Regions from separate parts of the Homo sapiens genome. Here regions 1 and 3 are each linked to region 2. A link is an interaction called in ENCODE POLR2A ChIA-PET data of the cell type or tissue named here. Cell type or tissue: PC-9. All regions are shown on one strand. Each heading gives the region's core, and the rest is flanking DNA. Links, peaks and the distances in the headings are about the cores only.

The links. ChIA-PET counts read pairs that join two places held together with the same protein. Peaks named below come from ENCODE experiments on the same cell type or tissue, not always from the same donor. Only the 100,000 strongest peaks of a DNase experiment are listed, where the experiment ranks them.
Region 1: POLR2A ChIA-PET joins it to region 2 with 11 read pairs; 11 of 35 experiments call an interaction of 5 or more read pairs at or near these places.
Region 3: POLR2A ChIA-PET joins it to region 2 with 54 read pairs; 12 of 35 experiments call an interaction of 5 or more read pairs at or near these places.

Annotation. Positions count from the first base shown.
Region 1 is chr16:15,951,505-15,961,889 of GRCh38, reverse strand. All of the region lies in intron 1 of ABCC1 (ATP binding cassette subfamily C member 1 (ABCC1 blood group)), which reads right to left. Among named protein-coding and RNA genes, the nearest start is that of ABCC1, 7.1 kb to the right of the region's middle. RefSeq lists enhancers at 2,704-3,204, 3,205-3,705. In PC-9, for the core only: no CTCF peak of the experiment used is centred there; no DNase peak of the experiment used is centred there.
Region 2 is chr16:16,040,175-16,050,559 of GRCh38, reverse strand. It overlaps ABCC1 (ATP binding cassette subfamily C member 1 (ABCC1 blood group)), which reads right to left. Exons shown (of 31, transcript NM_004996.4): 8 at 5,880-6,110; 9 at 4,547-4,724; 10 at 2,257-2,418. Among named protein-coding and RNA genes, the nearest start is that of ABCC1, 96 kb to the right of the region's middle. RefSeq lists a silencer at 8,914-9,208. In PC-9, for the core only: no CTCF peak of the experiment used is centred there; a DNase peak (open chromatin) is centred at 4,999; H3K27ac peaks cover 4,128 bases.
Region 3 is chr16:15,963,169-15,973,553 of GRCh38, reverse strand. All of the region lies in intron 1 of ABCC1 (ATP binding cassette subfamily C member 1 (ABCC1 blood group)), which reads right to left. Among named protein-coding and RNA genes, the nearest start is that of ABCC1, 19 kb to the right of the region's middle. RefSeq lists enhancers at 1,461-2,100, 2,101-2,739, 2,740-3,379. In PC-9, for the core only: no CTCF peak of the experiment used is centred there; a DNase peak (open chromatin) is centred at 6,433; H3K27ac peaks cover 3,091 bases.

The DNA of each region.
Region 1 (10,385 bases), core at 1,866-6,865, 88 kb after region 2:
CAAGAAACCAGGAACTGGGAATGACCTTGATAGACACCAAGAGGGGAATGGGTGAATACATGGCTCAGCCATTTAACAGGCAAATGCGTGGCTTGTTTAAAAAAAAAAAAAAAAAAAAGTTGATTTGATTGGCTTTTACTTTCAATTTGCATGGGCTTAAAATGGCAAGAAAATCAACACTGGTTAAGTGAAGAGAACAAGAGACAAAACAGTATTTAAAATACCCAACTAGGGAGGGAAAAAATGAATATGTAAACATATACACACAAACGAACACGTTCTTGCACATACATTTGCATATACTTGAAACTTTTCTCGAAAAACACCCAAGAAACTATCATCAACAACCATCATCAATAACGGCTACTTCTGGGAACAAAGGGCAGGGTGGGAACATACTAAAACTTTTATTTTTCCCTTTATATTCTTCTAGAATATTCACCTTAAAGTATTAGCATCATCAACAAAGTTGCAGTACAAGATCTTCCTCCTGCAATCAGCCAGATCAATTCAACAACATCTTGTTTTAAAACAAGAGTTTTCTAGCAACCTATAGAAAGTCCTCTTAACCACAGGAAAAAAGTACCTCATCATCTTACGAACAAGCCTTTGGCGGAGAATCAAAGGCAACTGGGGAGTGGGGAAACCCAAGTTGGTCTTGATCACAAACGTTTCAGTTAAGGTTCTGAGAAAGAGAAGAGACTCATAAAACAAAATAAACTGAATTTTTAAGACCTGAGATTCAGCAGGGCGTAGTGCCTCATGCCTGTAATCCCAGCACATGGAAGGGCCAAGGTGGGTGGATTGCTTGAGCCCAGGAGTTCGAGACCAGCCTGAGCAGCATAGCAAGACCCCCATCTATTTTAAAAAAAAAAAAAAAAAAAAAAAACCTGCGTTTCATTCAAACATAAACAGATCAGAAGGTTCTTGCTTCTGCCAGGGACCATGCATTGTTCTACTTCCTTGCTGAGCTGGTAAGCGCCTTCCCTGGAAATTCCAGGACCACAAGCCATTGTGTTAGTGCTTTATGCATTTTGCCGAATGCTCCAGGCTAGATTTTTATGAGATGGGCTCTGCAGTTCCTTTGAGTTAAACTCCTCAATACTTTAACCACACCATGATCTTCCTCAAGGCCTATGCACATTCTCTTCCCACTCTGGGACTCCCTTCCCCCACATCCTTGCATGGCCAGCTTTGCCACTGAGCTCTGGGGTCAAACCTCACCGCCTCCGAAAGGCCTTCTGTGGACATCCCTCCGTAGTAGTTTGCACCTCACCCAGTTTTTCCCGGTTCAAGTCTTTGCAGCACTTGCCAGCATCTGAAATCATTTCCGTCACCCTCAGTGTAAACCCCATGAGAACATGGGCCTGGTCTGTCCTGTTCACTGTTGTATCCTCAGTGCCTAGAGCAGCAGCAGCACATAGTAGCTGCTCAATTAATAATGACTGAATAAATGAATGAATGAAAAGCAGTGTGGGAAGAACAATACAATGAACCCAGGGGTATCAAAGACCACACGAGGCTGGGCGTGGTGGCTCACACCTGTAATCCCAGCACTCTGGGAGACTGCTTGAGCTCAAGAGTTCAAGACCAAACTGGGCAACATAGTGAAACCCCATCTCTACAAAAAAAAATACAAAAATTAGCCGGGTGTGCTGGTGCATGCCTGTAGTCCCAGCTACTTGGGAGGGTGAGTTGGGAGGGTCACTTGGCCTGGGAGGTCGAGACTGCAGTGCAGTGGTACAATCAGCTAGGGCGACAGAACAAGACTCCATCCATCAATCAGTCAAACACCACACAAATTTCTTGTACTGGGAAGACTTAGACATCACACATATTCTCCAAACAAGTATTACCTAGGAGGCCAGTAAAAGGTACACTGAGGTTCCTCAGAGAGAAAACTCACAGAGAGGAAGATAAAAGCTCCATAAAAATCTCAATTACTACTTGAGGGTTACAGGATGCTAGCCTAGAGCCTCCCTCCCTAGACAGGTTTCTCAGAGAGAAAACTCACAGAGAGGAAGAGAAAACCTCCATAAAAATCTCAATTCCTGAGGGTTACAGGATGCTAGCCTAGGGGCACCCTCCCTGGTCATTAACACCCACTTTCCAGAACCTGGCAACCTCCCCAGGAGATGAATCCCACAGTTAAACTAAGGGGACACTTAAGTGGAATCTCAACTTTGTAATCGTCCACTTCTCCTGGGGCACTTTAAAATGAAGGAGTAGAGCTTCAAAGCTGATCTCTCAAGAAAGCCATTTTCGGCTGGGCATGGTGGCTCACGCCTGTAATCCCAGCACTTTGGGAGGCCGAGGCAGGAGGATCGCTTGAGCCCAGGAGTTTGAGACAAGCCTGGGCAACATGGTGAGACCCTGACTCTACAAAAAATACAAAAATTAGCCGGGTATGGTGGTGTGCACCTCTGGTCCCAGCTACCTGGGAGGCTAAGGTGGGAAGATAGCTTCAGCCCAGGAGGTCGAGGCTGCAGTGAGCTATGATTGTGCCACTGCACTCCAGCCTGGGTGACAGAGGGAGACCCTGTCTCAAAAGAAAAAAGAAAGAAAAAGAAAAAGAAAGCCATTTTTGTTTTCCCAGGGGAGAATGAACTGTCACAACTCCAACTGGGAAAATGGAAAAAGGTAAAAAGACACAGCCCTCAGTAAAAAAGAAACTGCCGCAAGTTTCTTCTCTAGCTAATTGGAGTTTAACCTCCTTAACGTCTCATTAAGCTTCTCCAAGGCAACCCCAGTAAGCCAATTACACTAGAATTTCGACAGCCCACAACCTCCTAGGGAAATGCAGGATGAGGAGGAAGGTCTTGCTCCATGTTTCTCCCCCATATTCCTCCACACCAGTGGCTGTGTGATTTCACACCCCAGGGAACATATGGAAACATCTAGAGGCATTTTCGGTTGTCACAACAAGAGGAGGTGCTACCAGCATCTACTAGGGGGTAGAGGCCAGGTTTGGGGCTAAGACTACGCTGCACAGAACAGCAACCAGGCCACAAAGAATGATGTGGCCTACATGTCAACGGGGCCGACACTGAGCAACTGTGCTCCATGTCCCCACCCGCAAAATACAGCTTCCTCAAAGGCCCCGTTCAACCATTCAGCCTCTAAGAGGTAAGTGCAGGTCCCCAGCACCACTCCACCCACAGGGATGCTGCCCTATCCCAGTTTTCTTGCTAAGCGGGGGGAAGCTTGCCTCAGGATGTCTGGCCATTAATTAATTTTGGCAAAATGTTTGGGCAAGTTTTCACGAGCTAGAGTTGTACTGACCACACTAAGAGCTGATCATCAAAGCTAGGCCTTACTTCGCCATGAAAATCTGAAGCCAACATACCAATCAGATGCTAACTTCAAGGTTGGCCTGCAAAGCAGGAGATGCCAACTCAGATACCAACAGGTGCCAAAGTGGGTTCCATCCATGCAAGAAGCAGACCAGGTGTGAGGAAGCACAATTTTAAAAAGGCAACAGGCCAGGCACGGTGGCTCATGCCTGTAATCCCAGCACTTTGGGAGGCTGAGGAACTCAAGTGATCCACTTGAGTTCAGGAATTCAAGACCAGCCTGGCCAATATGGAGAAACCCCATCTCTACTAAAAATACAAAAATAAGCCGAGTGTGGTGGTGCGGGCCTGTAATCCCAGCTACTCGGGAAGCTGAGGCAGCAGAATCACTGGAACCCGGGAGGCAGAGGTTGCAGTGAGCCGAGATTCCACTACTGCACTCCAGCCTGGGTGACAGAGCGAGACTTCGTCTCAAAAAAATAATATAAAATAAAACAAAGGCAACAAACATTTGGCCTTAAAATTAAAGCAACAACAGGGAGGGGTGGGGACTGCGGCAAACTGGAGCAACTCAGAAACGGACAGCCTCAGCGGACCGCTACCATGTATAAATGTGGGCCTGGGGCTAGCAGAACTTCTGATTTTTCAAGGGAAGCCAGAAATCCAGATGTTTCTGTGAAATCTGCCAATGAATAAACATTGTAGGGCGGGCCACAGTGGCTCATGCCTGTAATCCCAGCACTTTAGGAGGCCGAGGCGGGCGGATCACGAGGTCAAGAGATCGAGGCCATGCTGGCCAACATACTGGAAACCCCGTTTCTATCAAAAACACAAAAATTAGCTGGATGTGGTGGCGTGCCCCTGTAGTCCCAGCTACTGGGGAGGCTGAGGCAGAATTGCTTGAACCCAGGAGGCAGAGGTTGCAGTGAGCCAAGATCGTGCCACTGCACTCCAGCCTGGCAACAGAGCAAGACTCCGTCTCAAATAAATAAATAAATAAAATTGGAAATCACAGTCATTCCTATAATTAAAATCAAGCCAAACCAGCACAGTGGTGAGCTATATCTAACCCCTAGCTTGGAACTCATACCTCAAACACTCAAATTCTAATGTTGATTGAGCCCCCACTGTGTGTGAGACACTGAGTCCTGGGAAAAGAGGGGTGGACAAAACCCTGTTCTGACCTTTCCAAGATGAAATAGAAGCTGTTCTGCCAAGCACGGTGGCTCACACCTATAATCCCAGCACTTTGGGAGGCCAAGGCAGGCAGATCGCCTGAGTTCAGGAGTTCACCACCAACCTGAGCAACATGGCAAAACCCTATCTCTACAAAAAAAAAAAAAAAAAAAATTAGCTGGGCATGGTGGTGTGTGCCTGTAGTCCCAGCTACCTGGGGAGCTGAAGTGGGAGAATTGCTTGAGCTCAGGAGGTTGAGGCTGCAGTGAGCTGAGGTCGCGCCACTGCACTCCAGCCTGGGTGACAGAGCAAGACCCTGTCTCAAAAAAATAAAATAAAAAAACAAGCCATCTGATGAGAAAGCTGGAGGACTCAGTTTATCTGAGTGTTCATTCCAGACAGTTAAGTGATTATTTCATCCTTAAAATCCTTACAAAGAAGTTTCGACACCGCCCAAAAGCCACTGTAATACTTCATGTCATTCATTTATTCAACAAACAGCTGACCCTTGAACAACACACATTTAAACTGCACGGGTCCACTTATACTCAGATTATGCTTCTGCCTCTGCCATCCCTGAGATAGCAAGACCAACCCCTCCCCTTCCTCCTCCTCCTTAGCCTCCTCAACGTGAAGACAATGAAGATGAAGACCTTTATGATGATCCACTTCCACTTAATAAATAGTAAAAATCTCTCTTATGAATTAATCTTAACATTTTCTTTTCTCTACCTTGCTTCACTGTAAAAATACAGTATATAATATATATACAAGGTATGAGTTAGGCCAAGTGCAGTGGCTCACGCCTATAATCCCAGCACTTTAGGAGGCCGAGGCAGGTGAATAGCTTGAGGCCAGGAGTTTGAGACCAGCCTCGGCAACACAGCAAGCTCCCCATCTCTATCAAAAAACAACCAACAACAACAGAATTAGTGTTATCAACTGCTTATGTTCTCGGTAAGGCTTCCAGTCAACAGTAAGCTGTTAGTAGTTAAACTTTTAGGGAGTTGAAAGTTAGACCTGAATTTTCTTTCCTTTATTGTGTTTTTTTTTTTTTAGACAGAGTCTTACTCTGTCACCCAAGCTGGAGTGCAATGGCGCGATCTCGGCTCACTGCAGTGTCCGCCTACCAGGTTCAAGCAATGCTCATGCCTCAGCTTCTCAAGTAGCTGGGATTACAGGCACCCGCCACCACACCCAGCTAATTTTTGTAGAGACAGGGTTTTACCATGTTGGCCAGGCTGGTCTCAAACTCCTGACCTCAAGTGATCTGCCTGCCTTGGCCTCCCAAAGTGCTGAGATTACAGGCATGAGCCACCACACCTGGCTAATTTTTGTAGAGATGGGCTTTCACCATGTTGGCCAGACTAGTCTGGAACTCCTGACCTCAGGTAATCCACCTGCCTCGGCCTCCCAAAGTGCTGAGATTACAGGTGTAAGCCACCGCGCTGCATCCTAAATTTTCAACTACATGGGGCATCAGCACTCCTAACCCCTGAATTGTTCCAAGGTCAACTGTTATTTACTAAGCCCCAGGCACAGTTCTAGGTGCTGGGATTACAGCCGTAAACAAACACAGGCCAAAATCCCTGCCCCTATGGAGCCGATCTTTTGGTAGGAGTTTACAGAGTAGGCACAATACTTAAGCAAAATATTACGTGTATTAGAAGGCAGTAAGTGCTACTGGGGGTGTAGATGGGGGACAGAGATTTGCTAGTGGAGGGAAAGAACGGGATGCCTGAGGTGACACCTGAACAAAGTTTGAAGGTGAGGGACATAGTAGGTAGGAGAAACAGCAAGTGCAAAGGCCCTGAGGCAGGGACAGGCCTGGCCACAAGTGTGGCTGGAGGAGAGTGAGACAGAAAGCAGCCAGAGAAGAGGTCAGGGAGGCCAAGGGGACAGATGCTGCCCAGCCTTCGAGGCCACTGTAAGCCCTTTGGCTTGTACCCTCAAGGAACTACTGCAGGGTTTTAGTAGAAGAGGGACAGCTGGGCCAAGACTAGACTGTAGGGGTCAAGGGCAGAGTAGGCACAGCAGCGAACAGGTGGCTGTTTTCTTTTTTTTTGAGACAGAGTCTCACTGTCACCCAGGCTGGAGCGCAGTGGCGAACTCTCGGCTCACTGCAACCTCCAACCCCACTGGGCTCAAGCGATTCTCCTGCCTCAGCCTCCCAAGTAGCTGGGATTACAGGCGCCCACCACCAGGCTCGGCTAATTTTTGTATTTTTAGTTGAGACAGGTTTTCACCATTCTGCCCAGACTGGTCTCAAACTCCTGGCCTCAAATGATCCGTCTGCCTTGGCCTCCCGAAGTGCCAGGATTACAGGCATGAGCCACGGCGCCTGGACTGAGGTGACTGTTCAAATCCAGAAACTGGCCAACGATGACTCGAGCCAGAGTGGAAGTCGGGGAAGCCATGAAAAGCAGCCCGTTTGAGGCAACGGGCAACACGATTTGCTGACAGATGTGATAGGAATGGGAGGAGAAAAAGAGAAGTCAAAGCTGGAGACTGACATGGGAAGAGGAAGCTCACGTTCTTTAGGAACATGGTCAGTGGGAGACACCCACATAGAGAGATCAGTTCCTAAAAGTTGTGTCCACAAACAGAAAAGGTTTTCTTCCCCCCCATCTACCACCAGGTCCCAAAGGCGAGGCACCCCCTCCAGGCTATCACAAATGGAACTTGTCCTCGGAGAAAGAGAACACGACCCTTCAGGAGAGTCTTGGCCAAAGGGACCGGCTGCAGCTGCCTTCTGCAGGGCCCCTGTGGCTGCAGTGGCTCCATTTGGCCAAGGAACCCTGAATCCGCTCCTGATTGGCCTGAATCACGAACCCATTTGGACCAGGAACCCCTGAGTCCACTCCTGCCCAGGCCTCTCCCGGGTCACCCTCATCTCCTCCCAAAGCCATTCACCTTGCCACCTTGCACCCTGTCATGTCACCATCCTGGACCTCAGTGTCCACATCCACGAAATGGGGTGGGTGGAGAGGAGGGCCCCCCAAGATCTGACATCCCTTTCCACTCTAACACTCCATAAGGAAGGGAGAGAGGAAGGGTCTGGAAGGAGGGGCAGCCAAAAAGGGGGAAAACAGGCTGAGCGCGGTGGCTCACGCTTGCAATCCCCAACACTTTGGGAGGCTGAGGCAGGTTGACCACTTGAGGTCAGGAGTTCAAGACCAGCCTGGCCAACATGATGAAACCCCGTCTCTATGGGGGTTTTGTAAAGTTTTGTAAAAATACAAAACTTAGCCAGGCATGGTGGCTGTGCGCCTGTAATCCCAGCTACTCGGGAGCCTGAGGCAGGGGAATCATGTGAACGCAGCAGGCAGAGGTTGTAGTGAACCGAGATCACACCACTGCACCCTAGCCTGGGCGACACAGCAAGACACCATCTCAAAAAAAAAAAAAAAAAAAGGGTGGGGAGGGGAAAACAGAGGAAGTAGGAGAAGGCTAAGGGATGGATTTGAAAACCAAAGCCACACTTGGAGGAGGGGAAAAATTGGCTCGTCGTACACTGCTGTTGAGCCAAGGGGAAGAATTAAACCAGGGATCAGACTGACTCCAAGGCCCAGACCTAGCCCCAAGAGGAATTCCTAATAGCTTCTAAGATATTCTTCCTTGGCGGCTAAGTCAGATATTCAGGGGGTTACTGAGTTGGTGGATGCCACAGAGCATCTCAGAGGTGCACATCAACCCTGGGACCAGCTCACTCCATCGACGGTGACACACACCTGCAGCTTCCTTCTGGTCTTCTCCAGTGGCAGTTGGTGCAACAGCAAAAATTAACTGGAGAATTCCAGGTGGCAACGACCACTGATCTTTACTGAGCGCTGTGTGCCAAGCAGCAACATTTTAAGTCCTTGCTAAGGATTAACTCACTTATTCCTCAAGTCACCGCTATTCACTAGGTACTACGTTATCCCACATAGGGAAACTGAGGCACGGAGAGATGACGTAACCTGCCTCAGCAGCAGAGGCGAATTTGCTCTGAGCCACCACACTATACTGCTTAATACCAAGTTGTTTCCTCTGCTTTTCCATAATTTCCAATTTTTCTACACAGGGCCTGAAGCACAATTTTTTTTTTCTTTTGAGACAGTCTCTCTGTCGCCCAGGTTGGAGTGCAGTGATGTGATCTCAGCTCACTGCAACCTCTTCCCAGGTTCAAGCAATTCTCCTGCCTCAGCCTCCCAAGTAGCTGGAATTACAGGCGTGAATCACCAGGCCCAGCTAATTTTTGTATTTTTAGTAGGGATGGGGTTTTGCCATGTTGGTCAGGCTGGTCTTGAACCCCTGACCTCAGGTGATCCGCCTGCCTTGGCCTCCCAAAGTGCTGGGATTACAGGCATGATCTACTACACCCGGCCCTCTTTTTTTTGAGACAGGGTCTCAGTCTGTGGCCCAGACTGGAGTGCAGTGACCGTGATCTCAGCTCATTGCAACCTCCACCCCCACAGCCTTCAAGTGATTCTAGTGCCTCAGCCTCCCTAGTAGCCGGGACCACAGGTGCCACACCACCATGCCAGGCTTTTTTTTTTTTTTTGGTATTATTAGTAGAGACGGGGGTCAATCCATGTTGCCTAGGCTGGTCTCGAACTCCTGACCTCAAGCAATCCGCCTGCCTCAGCCTCCCAAAGTGCTGGGATTACAGGCGTGAGCCACTGCACCCGGCCTGCTTTTTTTTTTTTTTTTTTTTTTTTTTTTAATGAACTCACAAAAAGTCCCAGGCCCATTTTTCCAACCATCATGCCAATATCAACCACAAAGCAGCGCCTCCTACCAGTCCCACCCCCATGAGAAAAGAAAGCCAAGGGCTGCTGTGACCTGTCCTCAGGCCCTATTTTCCGTTTTGATAGCAAAGTTCTCCTTTTCTCTTCCCAGAGCATCTGTCTGAGTAAAGGTCAACAGAACACTTATCATGGGCCATTTCCATCTTCTGGGTTTTCTGGACATTTCCTGCGGCTCAGAGGCAGACAGTAGCCCAGAAACAAAGCTCTGACAGAGTCACCCGAGGCCCACTGACCTTGACTTCTAAGCACATGACCTTGGTCACAACAGGAGCCAGGCACGGGTGCCTCACTGCCTTTTCACAGCCCAATCCCATCTCCACCAGCTGAAGAAAAGGGGAATCCAAAGGAAGAACAAGGAGCTTAAAACACACAACTTCATCTTTGGAAAAAATAATATTTAATACTAACCATTGTTTATCTCCGTGCAGGGCACAAGCTGAGCCACTTACAAGATTAACTCATTGACCCTTCGCAACAACCCAAGAAGGCTGCCACATTTTTGGCTCCTGTCCAATTTTAGAGATGAGGAAAGTGAGGCACACAGAGGGAAAGTGGCTTGCTCAAGGTCACACAGTTATCTGACTGCCTGGGAGGCCAGTCGCTCCTGGCCTCGGACACGCTACCTTGAAAAACACAAAAACAGCCGGGCACAGAGGCCCATGCCTGTAATCTCAACACTTTTGGAGGCCAAGGCAGGAGGATCGCTTGAGCCCAGGAGTAGGAGACCAGCCTGGGCAATATAGTGCGAATCTGTCTCTATAAAAAATACAAAAATTAGCTGGGCGTGGTGGCACACGCCTATAGTCCCAGGTACTTGGGAGGCTGAGTTAGGAGGACCACTTGAGCCGGGGAGGCAGAGATTGCAGTAAGCTGAGATCGTGCCACTGCACTCCAGCCTGGGTGACAGAGCAAGACTCTGTCTCAAAAAAGAAAAAGAAAAAAAAAAGAAAAGAAAAAAGCAACAACTACCTACTTTCTAGCTTTCAGTTAATTATATTTCAATTTTCCCACTCAGGCCCCAGTTGCCTCCTCTCAAATTCTGGTTCCAAGGCACCTCCAACAAGTCTTGGAATCCAGACAGCAGAAATACGCAAGGTCAAACACGGGGATGGGGTACCTACCAGAG
Region 2 (10,385 bases), core at 2,671-7,670:
AGAAACACTTTACTCACCTTCTGCTCTACAAATGTACAAAAAAAAACCAAACTACAGCCAAATAAACCAGTAATTTTTTCTTCTTCCTTTTTCTTTTTTTTGAGACAGAGTCTCGCTCTGTTGCCCAAGCTGGTATGCAGTGGTACAAACTCAGCTCAATACAACCTCCGCCTCCCGGATTCAGGCCATTCTCCTGCCTCAGCCACCCAAGTAGTTGAGATTATAGGCATACACCACCATGCCTGACTAATGTTTATATTTTTAGTAGAGACGGGGTTTTGCCATGTTGGCCAGGCTGCTCTCCTGGCCTCAGATGATCCACCCGCCTTGGCCTCCCAAAGTGTTCAGATCACAAGCATGAGCCATTTCGTCCAGCCCTTCTCTTTCAATAACAGATAATAATTTGAGCTGTGCCCATTATGCATCAGGCCCTGCTGGGGTTGTACCCACAGAAGACACAAAAGTCAGCTGCTATATGTCTGCAAGTAGCTAACATGTTACCCTTCAAAGAGGAGGCAGTACACTGAGCATGCAAAAAAAACAAAACAAAACTATTTCAGGGAGTGGGCTGGGCACGGTGGCTCACGCCTGTAATTCCAACACTTTGGGAGACCACAGAGGGTAGATCACCTGAGGCCAGGAGTTCAAGATCAGCCTAGCCAACATGATCAAACACTGTCTCTACTAAAAATACAAAAAAAAAAGAAAATTTAATGGGCGTGGTGGTGTAAGCCTGTAGTCCCAGCTACTCGGGAGACTGAGGTAGGAGAATTGCTTGAAGCTGGGAGGCAGAGGTTGCAGCGAGCCAAGATGGCACACCACACTCCAGCCTGGGCAACAGAGCGCGACTCCATGTCAAAACAAAAACAAAACAAAAAAAACTATTTCAGAAAGTATTATTAGATGAGTTCCTATACTAAAGTTATTGGGACTCAAAATTCAAAAGAAGAAGTCCATCTAATTGAGAAGGGAGGGTAAATCAATGGAAGTAGTGTTTGTTACAGCCTTGGGGGATGAGCAGGCTTTCATCAATTAGGAAGAAGGAAGGAAAGGTACGTGGCAAAGATCCAGAGGTAGCAAAGCACAAGGCATGTGTTGTGCTATGAGCCTCTTTGCTTATCATTTTATTTTGGGAACTCTCCCTCTCCACATGGAAGGGCTGTCAATCACATCTCTTCTGCCATGGGAGAGGACATGTGACCCAGGCTGGCCAATGAGAGAACTCTGCCTCCTGGGCCACAGTGATTGGTTCACGGGTGTGAATAGGACCAAGCCAGGCTAATCAGAGTGCTCTCTGAGACTGACTCTGGCTGTGCAGAGAAATGCTGCCTTGTCTTTTCTCTGGCACCTTTATCTATCAGGATGTTATCAGCCCAAAGCTACGGAGCCATGTAGGGAAGTACCACTGAGAATGATGTTAACTCAGAGGACAACAGGGCAGTGGGTGAAACTGAGTACTGACAACATTGCTTGATCTCCTGGATCAATCCACACCTGAAGCTAGTCCCCAGATTTCTGAGATACATGCAGCCCCAAAGTTCCCTCTATTTACTTAGGCTACTTTTTTTTTTTTTTGGAATTGGAGTTTCACTCTTGTTGCCCAGGCTGGAGTGCAATGGCCCAATCTCGGCTCACCGCAACCTCCGCCTTCCAGGTTCAAGCAATTCTCCTGTCTCAGCCTCCCAGGTAGCTGGCATTACAGGCATACACCACCACGCCCAGCTCATTTTGTATTTTTAGTAGAGACGGGGTTTCTCCACGTTGAGGCTGGTCTCGAACTCCTGATCTCAGGTGATCTGCCCGCCTCGGCCTCCCAAAGTGCTGGGATTACAGGCGTGAGCCTCTGCAACCGGCCACTTAGGCTACTTTAAGACAGATTTATATCCCTTGCAATTGAGAGAATTTTGACCACCATAATTAGGGACTAATGAATAAGTGAGTCTGGTTAGCGTTTGGGAGGATTCAAGGGGAGAAATATGATGTGTCGTCCATTGTAGGGTAGTTAATTACTGACACTGTCAAGGAAAAGAGAAAATGAAAACGCCATGCCACCAAGGAGAACATCAACCTGACAATTCAGGAAAGGAACAAAATACTGAGGAATTGGTTAACAGGCTGGAAAATAAAATATGAACCACAGCCGGAACTGCCAGGGAGCTCTACATGCCATTACCATCAACACCCACTCCCTCGGCCCACTGCCCACACGTAGAAGTCCCTCCCTGCATGCAAAGGGAAACGGCGTTAAACACACACCAGCCACAGGAGGTAGAGAGCAAGGATGACTTGCAGGGGGGCTGACCAGATCATGTTAATGTACGTGGCCAAGTCCATGAACCTCTGAGCGTCCACAGACATGAGGTTGACAATCTCCCCGACCGTGGAGGATTTTCTGGCTGAATTGGTGATCACCAGGGCCTGTGGGACAAAGGAGAGGGAAGGTGGGTGAGTGTGGCAGCTGAAGAGGCCTGACTCTCCCTCCAGACCCACGGAGAGGAAGGAGACTCTCAGGGGCAGAAATGCCGCAGATCTCTCCTCCTCCCCTCCCGACCTATCTGTCTGCCCAGGACGCCTGTGTCATCTCAAAGCCCACATTCTTATCCGCGGTGCTCAGTGCCTCCCAACCTTGAACTCATCAGTTGGCAAGGGACCCTAGGTGTCCTCGAAACCAGGGCTTCGCATGCTTTAATGTGCACACATGCGGCCGGGTTTTTCTGGGGGGAGTGGTGGGGGGTGGGGGGAGTTGTTTTGGATTCTGCAAGTCTGGGGTGTGGCCTGGGATTCTGCATTTCTACGCTTCCAGGCTGTGTCAGTGCTACTGGTCCCAGATCCCACTGAAGGACTGAGGGTGTGGGCCAGGGTCTCTAATCCTTGGCATTCTTGACATCTGGAGCCAGATAATTCTTTGGGGGGCTGTCCTGCGCACTGTAGGAGTTTTAGCAGCAATACCTGGCCTCGACCCACTACATGCCCTCGCCCCCAGTTGGGACAACCGAAAATGCCCCCAGATATTGCCAAACGTGCCCTGGTGGGGGAAAATGTCCCTAGCCCTCAAACATGATTGCACACTATCACCTCGTGAGTTTTAAAAACACTAAGACATTAGCAGGCGTGGTGATGCATGCCTCTGGGCCCAGCTACGTGGTGGGCTGAGGTGGCAGGATCGTTTGAGCCCAGGAGGTGGAGGCTGCAGTGAGCCAAGATCATGCCACTGCACTCTAGCCTGGGTGACAGAGCGAGACCCTGTCTCAAAACATAAAAATAAATAAAAAACAAAAACAATGACACCTGGGTGCCACCACAGCAATCGCAATTTCACTGGTCTGGTGCAACCTAGGTGTCAGGAAGTTTTTTTGTTTTTTCAGACAGGGTCTCATTCTGTCACACAGGCCGGAATGCAGGGATGCTATCAGGACTCACTGCAGCCTCCAACTCCGGGGCTGAAGTGATTCTTTTAACTCAATCTCCTGAGTAGACGGGACTACAGGTACGCACCACCATACCTGGCTAATTTTTTTAAATTTTCTGCAGAGCCAGGGTCTTGCTATATTGACCAGGCTGGTATTGAACTTCCAAGCCTCCAGTGATTCCCCCACCTTGGTCTCCCAAGCTGCTGGGATTACAGGCATGAGCTACAGTGCCTGGCCTGCATCAGTTTAAGCTCCCCAGGTGAGTCTAATTCACAGACAGGCCTGAGAATCACTCCTCTAGTTCATCAAGTACCTGCAAGACTGTCTCTTCCTAACCTAGGAGCCAAGCAGTTTCCTTGACCTCGAGACAAAAAAAAAAAAAAATTTATAGGGATCAAGAAGGTAATTTAGGTCCTTTGAAATTGGATGTACACAAATGCCTGCTACATACTCTTACCATGCAAGGAATGTGCCACCTGCTCAGTTCAAATTAAGAGTGACAACAGGCTGGGCGCGGTGGCTCATGCCTGTAATCCCAGCACTTTGGGAGGCTGAGGCAGGCGGATCACCTGAGGTCAGCAGTTCAAGATCAGCCTGGCCAACATGGCGAAACCCTGTCTCTACTAAAAATACAAAAATTAGCCGGTCGTGGTGGCAGGCGCCTGTAGTCCCCGCTACTCAGGAGGCTGAGGCAGAAGAATCGCTTGAACTCAGGAGGCAGAAGTTGCAGTGAGCCAATATCATGCCACTGCACTCCAGTCTGGGGGAGAGAGTGAGACCTGGTCTCAAAAAAACGAAAAAAAAAGAGTGACAACAAGCTGAAACACAGAATGTTAACAGCAGAATGAGGATCCAAACTTGGATTTCCCCACAACAAGGGCCACTGATCCATCTAAGAAACTCAATTACTCACAGCTGATACACAAAGACATCTACACGCCCACCCTTGAAATCAGCTTTCCTAACGTACAATGCCTGATGCGTGCTGTCCCTGCCACCTAAGGTCACGGAAGCTACCCTCATCCTACTGCTCCAGAAGCTGGGCTGGAAATCCCCACGCTGGCCCCAGAGTAACCCAGGGCTGCAGGAGGGGATGTGGAAGTCGGGCCACATGCCAATGGCACAGCGTCCCCTACCTTCCGATAGACAGCCCCAATGACAGCGGTCTTGATCCTCATGCCACTGACGAAGCAGATGTGGAAGTACTGGTGCAGCACGAGGGTCTGCAGGCAGGCAGTGACAAACAGCAGCACGGTGTAGAAGTAGCCCTGCCAGTCTGGGGCCTTCGTGTCATTCACGAACTTGATGAGCAACCTGCAAAGGAGCAAAGAGAGGGCCTGGAATGACTTGTGACACGTGGGGGCAGGGAAGAGAGCTTCAGTGTTGGCACTGCAACTTTCTCCTGAGCCAGATGAGCTAGACACTATCACTTCAATTTCATAGATGGAAAAACAAGTCCACAGTGGTGATCTGGCTGTGCAGGTGACCCAAACTGCTCATAAAAGAGGCCTCTGCCTTGGGGTTGTGCACTAATTGCTCTAGCTATATCTCATCACCAGCAAGTCACCCAAAGGAATTGCATAGGGAACACGAGGTAAAGAGGTAGGGAGGAAAAGAGAAGGGATGTGTAGCCCCTGAGTCACAGAGCAGCAGAGAGCCAGGTAGGAGAGAGGCAACTTCCTTTCTGACTCCCCAGTTCCTGGTTGCAGTTTTTTGTTGTTGTTTTTATTCTTTTTTTTTTTTTTTTTTTTTTTGAGACAAAGTCTTGCTCTGTCGCCAAGGTTTGAGTTCAGTGATGCAATCAGCTTGCTGTAACCTCTGCCTCCTGGGTTCAAGCAATTTTTATGCCTCAGCCTCCTGAGTAGCTGGGATTACAGGCGTGCACCACCACGCCCGGCTAATTTTTGTATTTTTAGCAGATGGTTTTACCATGCTGGCCAGGCTGGTCTTGACCTCCTGACCTCAGGTGATCTTCCCACCTCAGCCTCTCAAAGTGCTGGGATTATAGGCATGAGCCACTGCGCCCAACCCTGGTTGCAGTTTTTTCATGAGATCTGCTGGCATTTCCTTGCTCTTGGTTTCCCAAGACAATGCCATATCCTCCCCATTTGGGTTTTAGGGGAGCCTAGTGGGTTTCTGTTACTTGCAAACGATGTGGTCTTCACTAATATGGTAATTAAGTAAAGCATAAAGTAAAGCTAGGCAGTGACCATGGCTCACATCTGCAATCCCAGCACTTTGGGAGGCCGAGGCAGGAGGATCGCTTGAAGTCAGGAGCTCGAGACCAGCCTGACCAACAAAGCAAGACCCTGTCTCTATTTTTTTCAAAAAAGCTAAAGTAAAAATGGAGACATCTGGCTATGAGCCCACTTCAGGACACAGCATGACCCCAGGGTTATGACTGATGCAACTGAAAGATCAAAGCCAAGGAGGGAAAATGGAGCCCACCTGGGAGGGAAGGGGTCTTACTTTAAGATCTGCGGCCCGGAAAACATCATCAGGTCGTGGATGGCCTTGAAGAAGAAGCTCATGAGGAAGTAGGGCCCAAAGGTCTTGTATAACACCTTAAACAGAGAGGGGTTCCACTCCTTCTGTGGGGACTTGACGATCAAAGCCTCCACCTCCTCATTCGCATCCACCTTGGAACTCTCTTTCGGCTGGGCAGGATCCTTGGAGGAGTACACAACCTTCACCGGCTGCCTGGAACACAAGGAGGTGAAGCCGTTGTGGGGTCTGCCAGAGATGCAGCCCCCTACCACAGGGACATGGCCAGGGAATGTCACCCTTCAGGGAAGGCAGAGTCAAAGACAACAAGCCCAGGGAAAGAGGCAGCTCAGCACAGTGGTTACAAACACGGGCTCCAGAGCCACGGGCTCCAGAGCCACCGGCTCAAGGTCTGGCTTGGCCACTGGCCAGCTGCGTGACTTCAGACAAGGTCCTTAAGCTCTCTGGGCCTCAGTTTCCTCCTCTGTGAAATGAGGATAAAAGTAGGACCTACCTCCAAGGTAGGTAAGATTAAACGAGTTGAATAAGTTAAAGACTTAGAAAACTGATGGCTCCAAACTGATCTAGAGTCAAGGCAATCCCCATCAAAAGCCCAGCTGGCTGCCAGGTAGAAATTATGAGCTAACTTTAAAATTCACATGGAAACTCAAGGATCCAGAACAGTCAAAACAATCATGAAAAATAAGAATCAAGTTGGAGGATTCACACTTCCTGATTTCAAAACAATACAAAATAACAATCATGGCCAGGAGTGGTGGTTCACACCTGTAATCCCAGCACTTTGGGAGGCCAAGGTGGCTGGATCACTTGGGGTCAGGAGTTTGAGACCAGCCTGACCAACATAGTGAAACCCCATCTCTACTAAAAATACAAAAATTAGCCGGGCATGATGGCAGGTGCCTGTAATCCCAGCTACTTGGGAGGCTGAGGCAGGAGAATTACTTGAACCTGGGAGGTGGAGGTTGCTGTGAGTGGAGATCAGGCCATTGCACTCCAGCCTGGGTGACAGAGCAAAACTCCATCTCAAAAAGAAAGAACAACAATAGGCTGGGCGCAGTGGCTCACGCCTGTAATCCCAGCACTATGGGAGGCCGAGGTGGGCAGATCACCTGAGGTCGGCAGGTTCAAGACCAGCCTGACCAAACATGGAGAAACCTCATCTCTACTAAAAATACAAAATCAGCCCGGCATGGTGGCACATACCTATAATCCCAGCTACTTGGGAGGCTGAGGCAGGAGAATCGCTTAAACCCAGGAGGCGGAGGTTGTGGTGAGCTGAGACCACACCATTGCACTCCAGCCTGGGCAAAAAGACTCAGTCTCAAAAAGAAAAAAACAAAACAAAAAAAAGAACAACAATCATCAAGACAGGTAAAGGGATAGGCATATATACATCAGTGGAAAAAAAAAAAAAAAAAAAAACAGTCCAGCCAGCCAGAGCAACACAGCAAGACCCTATTTCTAAAAAAAAATTTTTTTTTTGACTGGGTGCAGTGGTTCATGCCTGTAATGCCAGCACTTCGGGAGGTCGAGGCGGGTGGATCACTTGAGGTCAGGAGTTTGAGAACACCCTGACCAACATGGCAAAACCTTGTCTCTACTAAAAATATAAAAAATTAGCCAGGCATGGTGGCGGTTGCCTGTAATCCCAGCTACTTGGGAGGGTGAGAAAGGAGAATCGCTTGAACTCAGGAGGAGGAGGGGGTTGCAATGAGCCGAGGTTGTGCCACTGCACTCCAGCCTCAGCGCCACAGCAAGACTCTGTCTTAAAAAGCAAATAAATAAAATTGACTGTGATGATGACTGCACAACTCTGTGAACACACTAAAAATCAGTGAATTGTATGTTCTGCATACATGAATTGTGCGGTGTATGAATATCTCAATAAAGCTGTCACCAAAAAAGTAGTCTTTATCTTATAGGGATTTTTTTTTTTTTTTTTGAGATGGAGTCTTGCTCTATCACACAGGCTGGAGTGCAATGGTGCGATCCTGACTCCCTGCAACCTCCGCCTCCTGCGTTCAAGCGATTCTCCTGCCTCAGCCTCCCGAGTAGCTGGGATTACAGGTGTGCGCTACCACACCCAGCTAATTTTTATGTTTTTAGTAGAGACAGGGTTTCACCATGTTAGCCAAGCTGGTCTTGAACTCCTGACCTCAAGTGATCTGCCTGCCTTGGGCCCCCAAAGTGCTGAGATTATGGGCATGAGCCACTGTGCCCGGCCAATAGTTCGTTCTTGTACATCACTTAGTATTCAGTTGTGCAGATGTACATAACTGGTGCATCTGTCTGTTCACTTGCTAATAGATGTCTGGCTTACCTCCAGTTTGGGTTATCACAAAGTAGCTAAGAACATTCCTGTACCAGCCTTTTATGAACATATGTTCTCAGCTCTGTTGGCTGGATGCCTGGGAAGGGGGTGACTGGTGGTATGTTCACTGTGTCTAACTTAAAAAAAAAAAAAAAAAAAACTGCCAAACTCTTCCAGAGTCACAGAAGCATTTCACATTCATGCCAGCAGAAACCACAGTCCAAAATGGCCCTAAGCTCTGAGTGGCCATACACAAAAGAGAACATAAAACCACTACACACAAACCAATGAAGCACTGGGTTTTTAAATCCAAACAATTCAAGCAATTCTCATGCTTCAGCCCCCCTGTAGCTGGATTACAGGTGAGCGCCACCACACCCGGCTAATTTTTGTATTTTTAGCAGAGACAGGGATTCACCATGTTGGCCAGGCTGGTCTCGAACTCATGAACTCAGGTGAGCCTCCCGCCTCAGCCTCCCAACGTACTGCAATTACAGGCATGAGCCACCATGCCCAGCCACACCTGACTTTTGAGAAGGAGTCACTCATGGGTGAAGAGAGGTGGTAAAAGGATCCAGGAAGCCATGCAGAGCCCCCAGCCCTGGCGTCCATCACCTGATCCCCGAGCCTAGGATACCCAGCAGCCCAGAGCTGCACGAGCTGCATTCCTTTCTCTGGTTAACAAAAGGGATCTGAGTGTAAGGGGCCACACCAGGAAATTCCAGCCTAGGACAGGGTTTTCCTTCTCACTCTCTCCAGGTTCACAGGGGTTACAGGTGCCAGATCTGGCTTATGCCTCTGGGAATAAAGCAAGCGATCCGTCTACCAATGTCCCAAGTAAATGATCCCCTGGCTCCACGCTGAGGATCTCTAAACACCAAGGTACTCACAGAGCCAGACCCTTCTCAGGTGGCCCGCTTTCAAGCCCCAAGACCCAGTTCTCACCACATCCTCCCTGGCAAGATCAAAGTGTACAGATGAATAAATAAAACTTGTACAATTAAAACCTGCCCAGCATGTACTCAGGGCTAGGGCACAGCTTATCATATCATATATCTCACTGAATTCTCAGAAAATGCTCTGGGTGAAAAATGGAGGCTCCAGTCAGGCACAGTGGCTCACGCCTGTAATACCAGCACTTTGGGAGACCAAGGTAGGTGGACTGCTTGAGCTCAGGAGCTTGAGAACAGCCTGGGCAACATGGCGAGATATCATCTCTACAAAAAAAAAAAAAAAAAATTAGCCAGGTGTGGTGGCACGTGCCTGTAGTCCCAGCTACTAGGGAAGCTGAGGTGGGAGGATCACTCCAGCCTAGGAGATGGAGGTTGCAGTGAGCCGAGATCGTGCCACTGCACTCCAGCCTGGACAAAAGAGTGACACCCTGTCTCAAAAAATAAATAAATAAATACAATGGCGGCTCCCGGTGAGGCATGAAGGGACTTCATGGACAGCCCTTGAGGTTCCCACCCTGGTCTCCCTGCCTTCACTCTTGTCCCTAAATATCCACCTTCCCCAGGACAGCCTGGGTTGTTATGAACCAGAACTCAGCTGGGTGTGGTGGCTCACACCTGTAATCCCAGCTATTTGGGAGGCTGAGGCAGGAGGACTGCTTGAAGCCAAGACTTGGAGACCAGCCTGGGCAACACAGTGAGACCTGTCTCTATACATATGTAACTAACCTGCACATTGTGCACATGTACCCTAAAACTTAAAGTATAATAATAATAAAATAAAATAAATTTAAAAAGGCCAGGCGCAGTGGCTCACACCTGTAATCCCAGCACTTTGGGAGGCCGAGGCAGGCAGATCACCTGATGTCAGGAGTTTGACACTAGACTGACCAACATGGAGAAACCCCATCTCTACTAAAAATACACAATTAGCCGGGCATGGTGGTACATTCCTGTAATCCCAGCTACTCCGGAGGCTGAGGCAGGAAAATCGCTTGAACCCGGGGGGTGGAGGTTGCAGTGAGCCAAGACAGCACCACTGCACTCCAGCCTAAGCAACAAGAGCAAAATTCCATCTCAAAAAAACAAATATAAAATATAAAATTAATTAATTAATTCATCAGCCAGGCATGGTGGTGTGCACCTGTAATCCCAGCTACTCTGGGAGGATGAGGTGGGAGGACTGCTTGAGCCCGGAATTTCCAGGCT
Region 3 (10,385 bases), core at 4,023-9,022, 78 kb after region 2:
AGCATTACCCTAACATGGCTTGTATATAACTCCTGGCAGCAGGTGGATTGCGTCCATGCCAGGGTTTCTCAACTGCAGTACTACTGACATTTGGGACCAGAGGATTTTTCATTATGGAGCCCATCCTGTATTGTAGGATATTTAGCACACCCCCTGGCCTCTACCCACTAGACTCTAGGCGTGCGCTCCCTGCCCCATCGTGACAGCCAAAAATGTTTCCAGACATTGCCAAATGTCCCCTGGAGACAAAATCATCCAGAGTTAAGAACCACTGATAATAGGCGATTTAAAGAATATCTTTTTTTCTTAGTAGTGCTATATTTACTTTAATAGCTATTAAAGTAAGCACATAAATATAACCAACCTGTGACTTCAAAGACATTCTAAAGTGATATGAAACTTCCTTTTGCGATAACTTTGTTAAGGCTTAAAAAGTGAATTGATTGAAAGAAAAACATTAGCTGAGTGTGATGGCTCATGCCTGTCATCCCAGCACTTTGGGAGGCTGAGGTGGGCAGACGACTTGAACTCACAAGTTCAAGAGCAGCCTGGGCAACATGGTGAGACCCCATCTCTACAAATATAAAAATTAGCCAGGTATGGTGGTGCATGTGGTAGTCCCAGCTACTCTGGAGGCTAAGGTGGGAGGATAGCTTCAGCCTAGGAGGTAGAGGTTGCAGCGAGCTGAGATTGTGCCACCACACTCTAGCCTCGGCAACAGAGCCAGCCAGACCTTGCCTCAAAAAAAAAAAAAAAAAAAAAAAAAGTTAAAAAATAAGTACATGTTGGACAATATTGGCTGGCTTACTCAAAAGTTTCTCCCTTGCTGTTTCCTCCTAGAGAAGCATAAAACCAAATGCTCATTTTTCCTGCCTCCCTTGCAGCTAGAGGTGGTCATGTAATCCAGTTTCAGCCAAGGAGACATGACCAGAAGTCTGCAATGTGGACAGAAGAGCCTTTGAAGAAGGCTTGGACTTTCCTGAATAGAAAGGAACCCATGAGGCTGGTGCAATCCCTCCCTCTTCCTACCTTGAACCCAGATATATTGCCTAGGGCTGTAGCAGCCATTTAGGGGCCTTGAGGAAAAGACAAGAAAACAGCAGAGATGTCAGTCCTAACAACCCTGCATCACTAATCCAATGCCAGCAACTCCAAGAGGTACTGGAATTCCTGACATGTAAAAAATAAACAAATGAATACCTTTCTGCTTAGGCTGCTGAAGTAGGGCTGTTTCTTGAAGCCAGATGCAATCCTAACAGATACAAGGTAAGAGATAGATGTCAAAATCCTGAAGACTAGACTCAAATGACTGAGGGGCAAAACAGCTGGGGAAAGGGCAGGCTTTGAGTCAACCTGCTGGGTTTGAATACCGTGTCCACTCCTTGCTAGTGACATGATCCTGCGCATGTTTAACTGTGTCACAGATTCCCCATTTAAAATAAAAAGTCATTACAGCAACCACCCAGCATGACTGTGGGCCTGAAACAAGTTATGTGCAGAGAGGGCTGGGCATACCACACAACACAGAGTGACCTCAACGCATGTTATTTTATTTATAAAATCAACTCCTGGAGGTTCCGTCTCTCAGCTTTGGAGCCCCCCACCCTCTGTCTCTGTACAGGGGACCTTCTTCCTTCTCCCTTCCTTCTTGCCTATTAAACTCTCCACTCCTTAAAACCACTCCACGTGTGTCTGTGTCATTTTATCTAAACCGGCATGAGGACCAAGAACCCTGGTGTTCCCCCACTCATCGGAGCCGTATCATTTTGGTGTGTTGGCCAGGAAAGGAAATTATTTCATCAGACTGAAGCAATCAAACTCAAAATGGTGCTGTAACCTGAAGCACACATGGACACGCCATTCTTCCGAGGACCCTTAGATCCACCCCAGGAGGAGCCCTAGCTGCTGTTCCCCATTCAACGCCCCTTTTCACCAGGAAGTAGCCAGAAGAAGTCGTCGCCCAAAACCCCCTAACAGCAGTTAATGTGGCATCTCCACAGGGGGTAATGTAGGAGTTAAGCAATTATTTTAGGCAAATAGAGAGGAAAAGGGGTCCTTGGGAAATGTTTGGTTTTTAAAGCAACTCCGGAAAAGTTTCTTGTAAAGCCCCGGCTCTTAGAGCCAGGCCAGCAACCTTTGATATGCAAATGCAAGCCATTAGAAACTGGGTCCACCCAAACATGGCGATTCCCACAGCCTTCTTGCCCTTTCCCCACATGTTCCTAGCAACATGGCCGCCACCACACCTCCCCAAGTGTGCAGATCATGGTACCCTGCATTTGCATATTAAAAGGCTAGGTGGGAGGGCCAGCTTTTTCATGCGCTACGTGAAAGACATGCCTAGTCAAACCAATCCCCTGAGGCCTATGCAAATCAGACACTGCCTCTTCCAGCCTCTGTACATATACCTAGCTGCTATCTGTGGCAGCTGGGGTTCCCTCTCTCAGCTTTGGAGCCCTCCTCCGTCTCTATACAGGGGATCTTATTCTCCCTTCTTTCTTGCCCCTTCTTGCCTATTAAACTCTCTGCTCCTTTAAATAAACAAACAAACTCTTACCAAAGTCACACAAGCAAGATGGGGATAAGGCAGACTAGAAGTGATTAGTCATTGGTTCTTTCCAACACTTGAGAAGGAGTTGTCTTTAGGGACTGAGTTGAAGGCCAGGTATAATGGCTCACACCTGTAATCCCAACACTTTCGGAGGCCGAGGCAAGAAGATGGCTTGAGCTCAGGGGTTTGAAACCAACCTGGACAACACAGGGAGACCTCATCTGTACAAATTAAAATATATATATAATTTTAAAGAAATAATTGTGTTGTAAATATCCCTGTCTTAGAGCTAATGCCTAAGCAAGGAGGGGGGAAAGAAAGCTGCCAAGGCTTCCCACAGGATCCAAGTCCTACAGGCCCAATTCTCAGCCTCCTTCTGGTTCTTTTTCTCTTCCCTACTCTTTGACTCCAGCCACAGTGGCCTTCCTCATTAAGCCAGTGCTTCTGCACATGCATTTCCCACTGCCCAGAACATTCTTACCTTCTGCTTTTGCCTATACAGCAGAAACTGCTAGCTGCGCTCCAGTATCAACTCTCCCTCATCCCTGAGTAACATCTTCAGCTGGGTACATCCTGCTTAGAAAGGAAACTACATTTCCCAGCCTCCTTTGCAGCTAGAGGCACCACATGACTAGGTACAAGCCAATGGGATGTGACGAGGAGAGACGTAGGCAACCTCCAGGTTGTGCCCTTACTCTGCTTTCCTACTGGCTGCCATGTGGACATGGAGATGCATCATCTTGATCCATGCAGATGAGGACAGCAGAGCAACAAGATGGGAGGGGCCTGGGACCCTGATTATTTTGGGGACAGAGCTGCCACACCAGCTGGGATTTTTACATGAGAGAGAAATGAGCTTGTATCTTAACCCACTATATTTGGGGTCTTTGACACACATAGCCAAACCTGTATCATCAAACGGGTTCCCCACTTAAGGAGTCTCCTTTTTTCTCTCCAACCAGATGAAACCCCGCTATTGCACTCACCGGGCACCACGCAGCTCCCCTTCATAGCACTTCCTGATGATTATTCATTTATTTGGCCATTTCCCCAACAAGACTGGGGCTCAAGGAAGGCAGGGAACCATGCTCTGTATACCGCTCGATTCCCAGCATGGAGCCCAGGTAAGGGCTATGCAGGACCCTCAGAGACTGTCACCTGAATGGGACCAGTCAGGCCATGGGACCCATTCATGGGCACTGACCCTCGGAGATTCTACCTCCTGCAAAGAGCTCCTGAGAGGGTCTAAGATACCCACTCACCCAAGTCTTGCCTCGAATTTCCCCAGGACCTACCTGTACACAGAGGTTTAAAAAAAAAAAAGACTATGGGCTGGGAGCAGTGGCTCAAGCCTGTAATCTCAGCACTTTGGGAGGCAGAGGCAGGGGGGATCACCTGAGGTCAGGAGTTTGAGACCAGCCTGGCCAACATGGCAAAACCCGTCTCTACTAAAAATACAAAAAGTAGCCGGGCGTGGTGGCACATGCCTGTAATCCCAGCTACTCGGGGGGCTGAGGCAGGAGAATCACTCGAACCCTGGCAAAGGAGGTTGCAGTGAGCCGAGATCACGCTACTGCACTCCAGTCTGGGCAACAAGACAGAAACTCTCTTAAAAAGAAAAAAAAAAAAAAAAAAGACTGACCAGCTGCCTAAAGAGGAAACAATTATCAGCAATTACTCAGATCCATGTTACATTTCATCTGCAATTAAATATCAATTAACAAAAATGCATCATAATCAAGATGCACCAGCCCACGCAAACAAAAAAATAAAGACTATATGTTTTGTTTTGTTTTTCTGAGACAGAGTCTTGCTCTGTTGCCCAGGCTGGAGTGCAGTGCCATCATCTTGGCTCTCTACAACCTCCTCCTCCCAGGTTCAAGTGATCCTTATGCCTCCCCCTTCCCAGTAGCTGGGATTATAGGCAAGCGCCACCACAGTTAATTTTTGTATTTTTAGTAGAGATGGAGTTTCACCATGTTGGACAGCCTGGCCTTGAACTACTGACCTCAAGTGATCTGCCCACCTCGGCCTCTCAACGTACTGAGATTACAGGTGTGAGCCACCACACCTGGCTGACTGTTTTCAATACAAAAAAAAAAAAGAAAAAATATTAGCTGGGCATGGTGGTGGGCACCTGTGGTCCCAGCTACTCCAGAGGCTAAGGTGGGAGGATTGCTTGAGCCTGAGAGGTCATGGCTGCAGTGGGCCATGATCGTGCCCCTGCACTCCACCCTGAGCAACAGAGGAGATCCTGTCTCAAAATACACATATATATGTTTTTGTAGAATCCCGTTCTTGTTCTTAAAAAATACCATGTATTTATGGCTGGGCACGGTGGCTTAGACCTGTAATCCCAGCACTTTGGGAGGCTGCGGCAGGTGGATCACTTGAGGTCATGAGTTTGAGACCAGCCTGGCCAAAATGGTAAAACCCCATCTCTACTAAAAATACAAAAATTAGCTAGACATAGTGGTGCATGCCTGCAGTCCTAGCTACTCGGCAGGTGAAGGCTGCAGTGAGCAGAGATCACGCCACCTGCACTCCAGCCTGGGTAATAGAGCAAGACTCTGTCTCAAAAAAAAAAATTACTATATCTTTAGGATCTGTGGAGAAGAGAGGCTGAAAATTAAAAACATCAACCTGCCAATAAGATTGTCTCTAGAAGAGGCTGGCCATGGTGGCTCACCCCGGTAATCCCAGGACTTTGGGAGGCCGAGGTAGGCGGATCACCTGAGGTCAGGAATTCGAGACCAGCCTGGCTAACACAGCAAACCCTGTCTCTACTAAAAATACAAAAATTAGCCGGGCATGGTGGTGCATGGTACACACCTATAACCCCAGCTACTCGGGAGGCTGAGGCAGGAGAATCACTTGAACTTGGGAGGTGGAGGTTGCCGTGAGCCGAGATCACTGTACTCCAGACTGGGCAATGGAGCAAGACTCCGTCTCAAAAAAATAATAAAAGAAAATTATCTCTAGAAGGGATTTTCATGTTTCACTCATTTCTGCACTGTTTTCATTCTATACTGTACCCCTTATAACATCAGACAAGACAAAGAGTAGGAGAAAAGACGTCCCTTTAAGTAATTCAATCTCTACCATGTTTATAGTAACAGAAAACCTGGAACTTCCAAAATATGTATATGTCAGCAGTTCTCAGAGTTGTGATAGTCTGGCTTCACACAAATGCTATGATTTAGGTAGTTAAACAAGTTTTTTTTTTGTTGTTTTTTTTTTTTTTGGAGACAGTGCCATGCTGTTGTCCAGGCTGGAGTGCAGTGGTGCAATCATAGCTCACTGCAGCTCAACCTCCCAGGACCAAGCAAACCTCCCGCCTCAGCCTCCTGAGTAGCTGGGACTACAGGCATGTCCCATCATGCCCAGCTAATAATAATAATAATAATTATTATTATTATTATTTTGTAGAGATGGGGTCTTTCTGTTGCCCAGGCTGGTCTCAAACTCCTGGGCTCAAGTGATCCTCCCACTTCAGCATCACTAAGTGCTGGGATCAGACGACAGCAACAGTGCCCAGTCCAAGTTTTCTTAAACCTAAACTACAAATAAAACTGCAGAATGAATCTCCCCACATATCAGTCCAATTTCAGAGCTGAAACCTGATACCCATCTTGTCCAAGAGACTCACCCAGACCTGGCCACCCTACAGACAGATGCTCTATAACAACAGGGTGAATTAACCTGAATCGTCTATACTGATTTTCAAACCTAGGCTCCTGAACTTGGCCTCTTCACCCAGCATACACCTCCCTGGCTTTCTCTGGAGCTACAACATCTCTTCACCCCAGCCTCCTCCACCCCATCCCCATGGCCCTTTGGAGAATATAGAGGGTGTGACTCAGAGGTGAGCCTTTTCTCCAAACACTCCCCTACCAAGTATGCAGAGAACTGGACATAGGCCAGCTTTGTCCCAAGTACCAAGCGTCAAACGGCTCACTCCACGGATCTCAGGGGGCAGGGGACCAAAGTTAAAGATGAAAGAGCCCTATTAAACCACTGCAGGCCAGGCACAGTGGTGCCCACCTGTAATCCCAGCACTTTGGAAGGCTGAGGCAGGAGAACTGCTTGAGGCCAGAAGTTTAAGGCTGCAGTGAGCTATGTTCATGCCACTGCACTCCAGCCTGGGTGACAGGGCAAGACCTCATCTCTAAAAAAAATTAAAAATTAGCTGGGCATGTTGACAAGCATCTATAATCCAAGACACTCGGGAGGGTAAGGCAGGAAGATCGCTTGAGGCCAGGAGTTCAAGGCTGCAGTGAGCCATGATCATACCACTGCACTCCAGCCTGGGCAACAGAGTGAGTCTCTGTCTCTAAAAAAAAAAAAAAAAGAGAGAGAGAAAAGCAAACTACAATTGCAGCACTCAGAGAGATCCTGATCTAACATGCGATCCTGGGTTAGTAAATTAGTGAAGCCTTATCAAAGGGCTCGCAGATAAGCCAACCTAATTATAACTACTGGGTTACCCTTCCCAGTGCCAGACAGCTCCAATTTTCTTCCTGGCCACGGGTCTCCAGCCTTACAAGGCTGATGGAGGAACCCTAGAAAAGCCTGACTTTTTTTTTTTTTTTTAAGATAAAGTCTCTCTGTCACCCAGGCTGGAGTGCAGTGGCACAATCTCAGTTCACTGCAACCTCCGCCTCCTGGGTTCAAGCAATTCTCCCGCCTCAGCCTCCCGAGTAACTGAGATTACAGGTGCCTGCCACCACGCCAGCTAATTTTTGTATTTTTAGTAGAGATGGGGTTTCACCATGTTGGTCATGCTGGTCTCCAACTCCTGACCTCGTGATCCGCCCACCTCGGCCTCCCAAAGTGCTAGGATTACAGTCGTGAGCCACCGCGCCCTGCTGTGCCTGACATTAACATGCACCATCGTCCACTCTGAATAATAACCACAGCAGTAAGTAACCTTAGACCCTGCTAGAACGGTGAGCTGGGCCAGCTCACTTTTAGAAAATAAGACAATGGCTAGAGTGAAGCCTTTTCAGATGTTATTCATTCCACTCCTGAGAACATCATCTAAGGAAATAAGCCAATACGCACTCTACCCATGTGGTATTCAGGACAGTGTTTTCTTTAAAAGAAAAATAAAAATGACTGGGTATGGTGGCTCTCGCCTGTAATCCCAGCACGTTGGGAGGCAGATCACCTGAGGTCAGGAGTTCGAGACCAGCCTGGCCAACATGGTGAAACCCCATCTCTACTGAAAATACAAAAATTAATCAGGCATCATGGTACACATGTGTAATCCCAGCTACTCCAGCGGCTGAGGCAGGAGAATCACCTGAACCCAGGAGGCAGAGGTCACAGGGAGCCAAGATTGCGCAATGCACTCCAGCCTGGGTGATGGTATAAGATGCTGTCTCAAAAAAGTTAAAAAGGGAGAAAGGGGCTGGGCACAGTGGCTCATGCCTGTAATCCCAGCACTTTGGGAGGCCGAAGTGGGCAGATCACAAGGTCAGGAGATCAAGACCATCCTGGCTAACACGGTGAAACTCCGTCTCTACTAAAAACACAAAAAAATTAGCCAGGCGTGGTGGCAGGTGCCTGTAGTCCCAGCTACTTGGGAGGCTGAGGCAGGAGAATGGCGTGAACCTGGGAGGCGGAGCTTGCAGTGAGCCAAGGTCGCACCACTGCACTTCAGCCTGGGCGACAGAACAAGACTCCGTCTCAAAAATAATAATAAAAAAAAAAAAGGAGAAAGAAAACACAGCAACCCAAATGTCAAACCACAGATAATAATTATGTGATTATAGCCCACCAACACAGGGAACTATCGATTGGACATTTATAGGTTTAATTAAAAAGGTTACGTGGGTACATGGGAAAATACTTATTACAGTAAATAAAAACATAGGAGACAGTATGCAAGCTACAAATGCAACCTTGCAAAACTACATACTAGTAAGAACAAGACTCAAATGTTAATATGCCAATAGGAAAACAATAGCCTGTAACAAAATATTTATACAATACAGGTGATGGACAAAGAGGAAAGGTCCCACAATAACAAGAGCCCTTACAAACTAACAGGAAAAAGACAAACTAGTCCAGGCATACCCAAAAAGGACTCAGAAAGACACACTGAAAATACACAAATTGCTGGAAAATATGTTGCAGGATACATAGCTTCTAATTGTAATTGAAATGCAGATGAAAATATATTTTAGCTATCAAATTAACAAACTTTGATCCCAGCACTTTGGGAGGCCAAAGCCGGAGGATCGATTCAGTCCAGGGGTTCAAAACCAGCCTGGGTAACATAGGGAGATCCTGTCTCTACAAAAAATAAATTTAAAAATTAAAAAAAAAAAACTGGCAGAGTAATGATTACAACATAATCCATTTTGATTTAAATGTTATTTAAATTTATAAATATTTATAAAATTTCAAAGAAAAAATACAAGAATACATTGGTTATTGGTTAGCCCAAGAGATTACTGATATGGTCTGGCTCTGTGTCCCCACCTAAATCCCATCTTGAATTGTAATCTGAATTGGAATCCCCACATATTAGGGAAGGGACATCATGGGAGGTGATTAGATCATGGGGACGGTTCCCCCATGCTGTTCTCCTGATCCTTGCTATGCTTTAGCAAAGAGACTGGCAGCATTTTGACCCTGCCCTAGAGATCTGTGGAACTTTGAACTTGAGAGAGAAGATTTAGGGCATCTAGGGGAAGAAATTACTAAGCAGCAAAGCATTCAAGAGGAAGCAGAGCATAAAAGGGTGGAAATTGGCCGGGCGCAGTGGCTCACGCCTGTAATCCCAGCACTTTGGGAGGCCAAGGTGGGCAGATCACTTGAGGTCAGGAATTCGAGACCAGTCTAGCCAGCATGGTGAAATCCTGTCTCTACAAAAATACAAACATTAGCCAGGCATGATGGCGGGTGCCTGTAATCCCAGCTACTCGGGATGCTGAGGCAGGAGAATTGCTTGAACCCAGGAGGCAGAGGTTGCAATGAGCCGAGATCATGCCATTGCACTCTAGCCTGGGCAACAGAGAGAGACTCCATCTCAAAAAAAAAAAAAGTGTGGAAATTTGCAGTCTGACAATGTAAAAAGAAAAACCCATTTTCTGAAGAGAAATTCAAGCCGGCTGCAGAAACTTGCAAAAGTAACAAGGAGCCCAATTCCAAGACAATGGGGAAAATGTCTCCAGGGCATATCACAAACCTTCACAGCAGCCCCTCCCATCACAGGCCTAGGAGGGAAAAACGGTTTCCTGGGCTGGGTCCAGGGCCCCCCTGATGTGTGCAGCCTTAGGACTTGGTGCCCAGCCACTCCAGTCATGGCTAAGAGGAGCCAAGGTACACAGCTCAGGCTGTGCCTTCAGAGGGTGCAAGCCCCAAGCCTCGGCAGCTTCCATGTGGTATTGAGCCTGTGGGTACATAGAACTAAAGAACTGAGGTTTGGAAACCTCCACCTAGATTTCAGAGGATGTATGCAAATGCCTGGATGTCCAGCCAGAAGTTTGCTGCAGGGGTGGAGCCTTTATGGAGAACCTCTACCAATGCAGTAAAGAAGGGAAATATGGGGTCAGAGCCCCCACACAGAGTCCCCACTGGGGTACTGCCTAATGGAGCTGTGAGAAAAGGGCCACCATCCAGAACCCAGAATGGTAGATCCACCTGCAGCTACATCGTGTGCCTGGAAAAGACGGAGACACTCAACGCCAACCTGTGAAAGCAGCCAGGAGCGGGGCTATACCCTGCAAAGCCACAGGGGCAGAGCTGCCCAAGGCCGTGGAAGCCCACCTCTTGCAACAGTGTGACCTGGATGTGAGACACGGAGTCAAAGGAGATAACTATG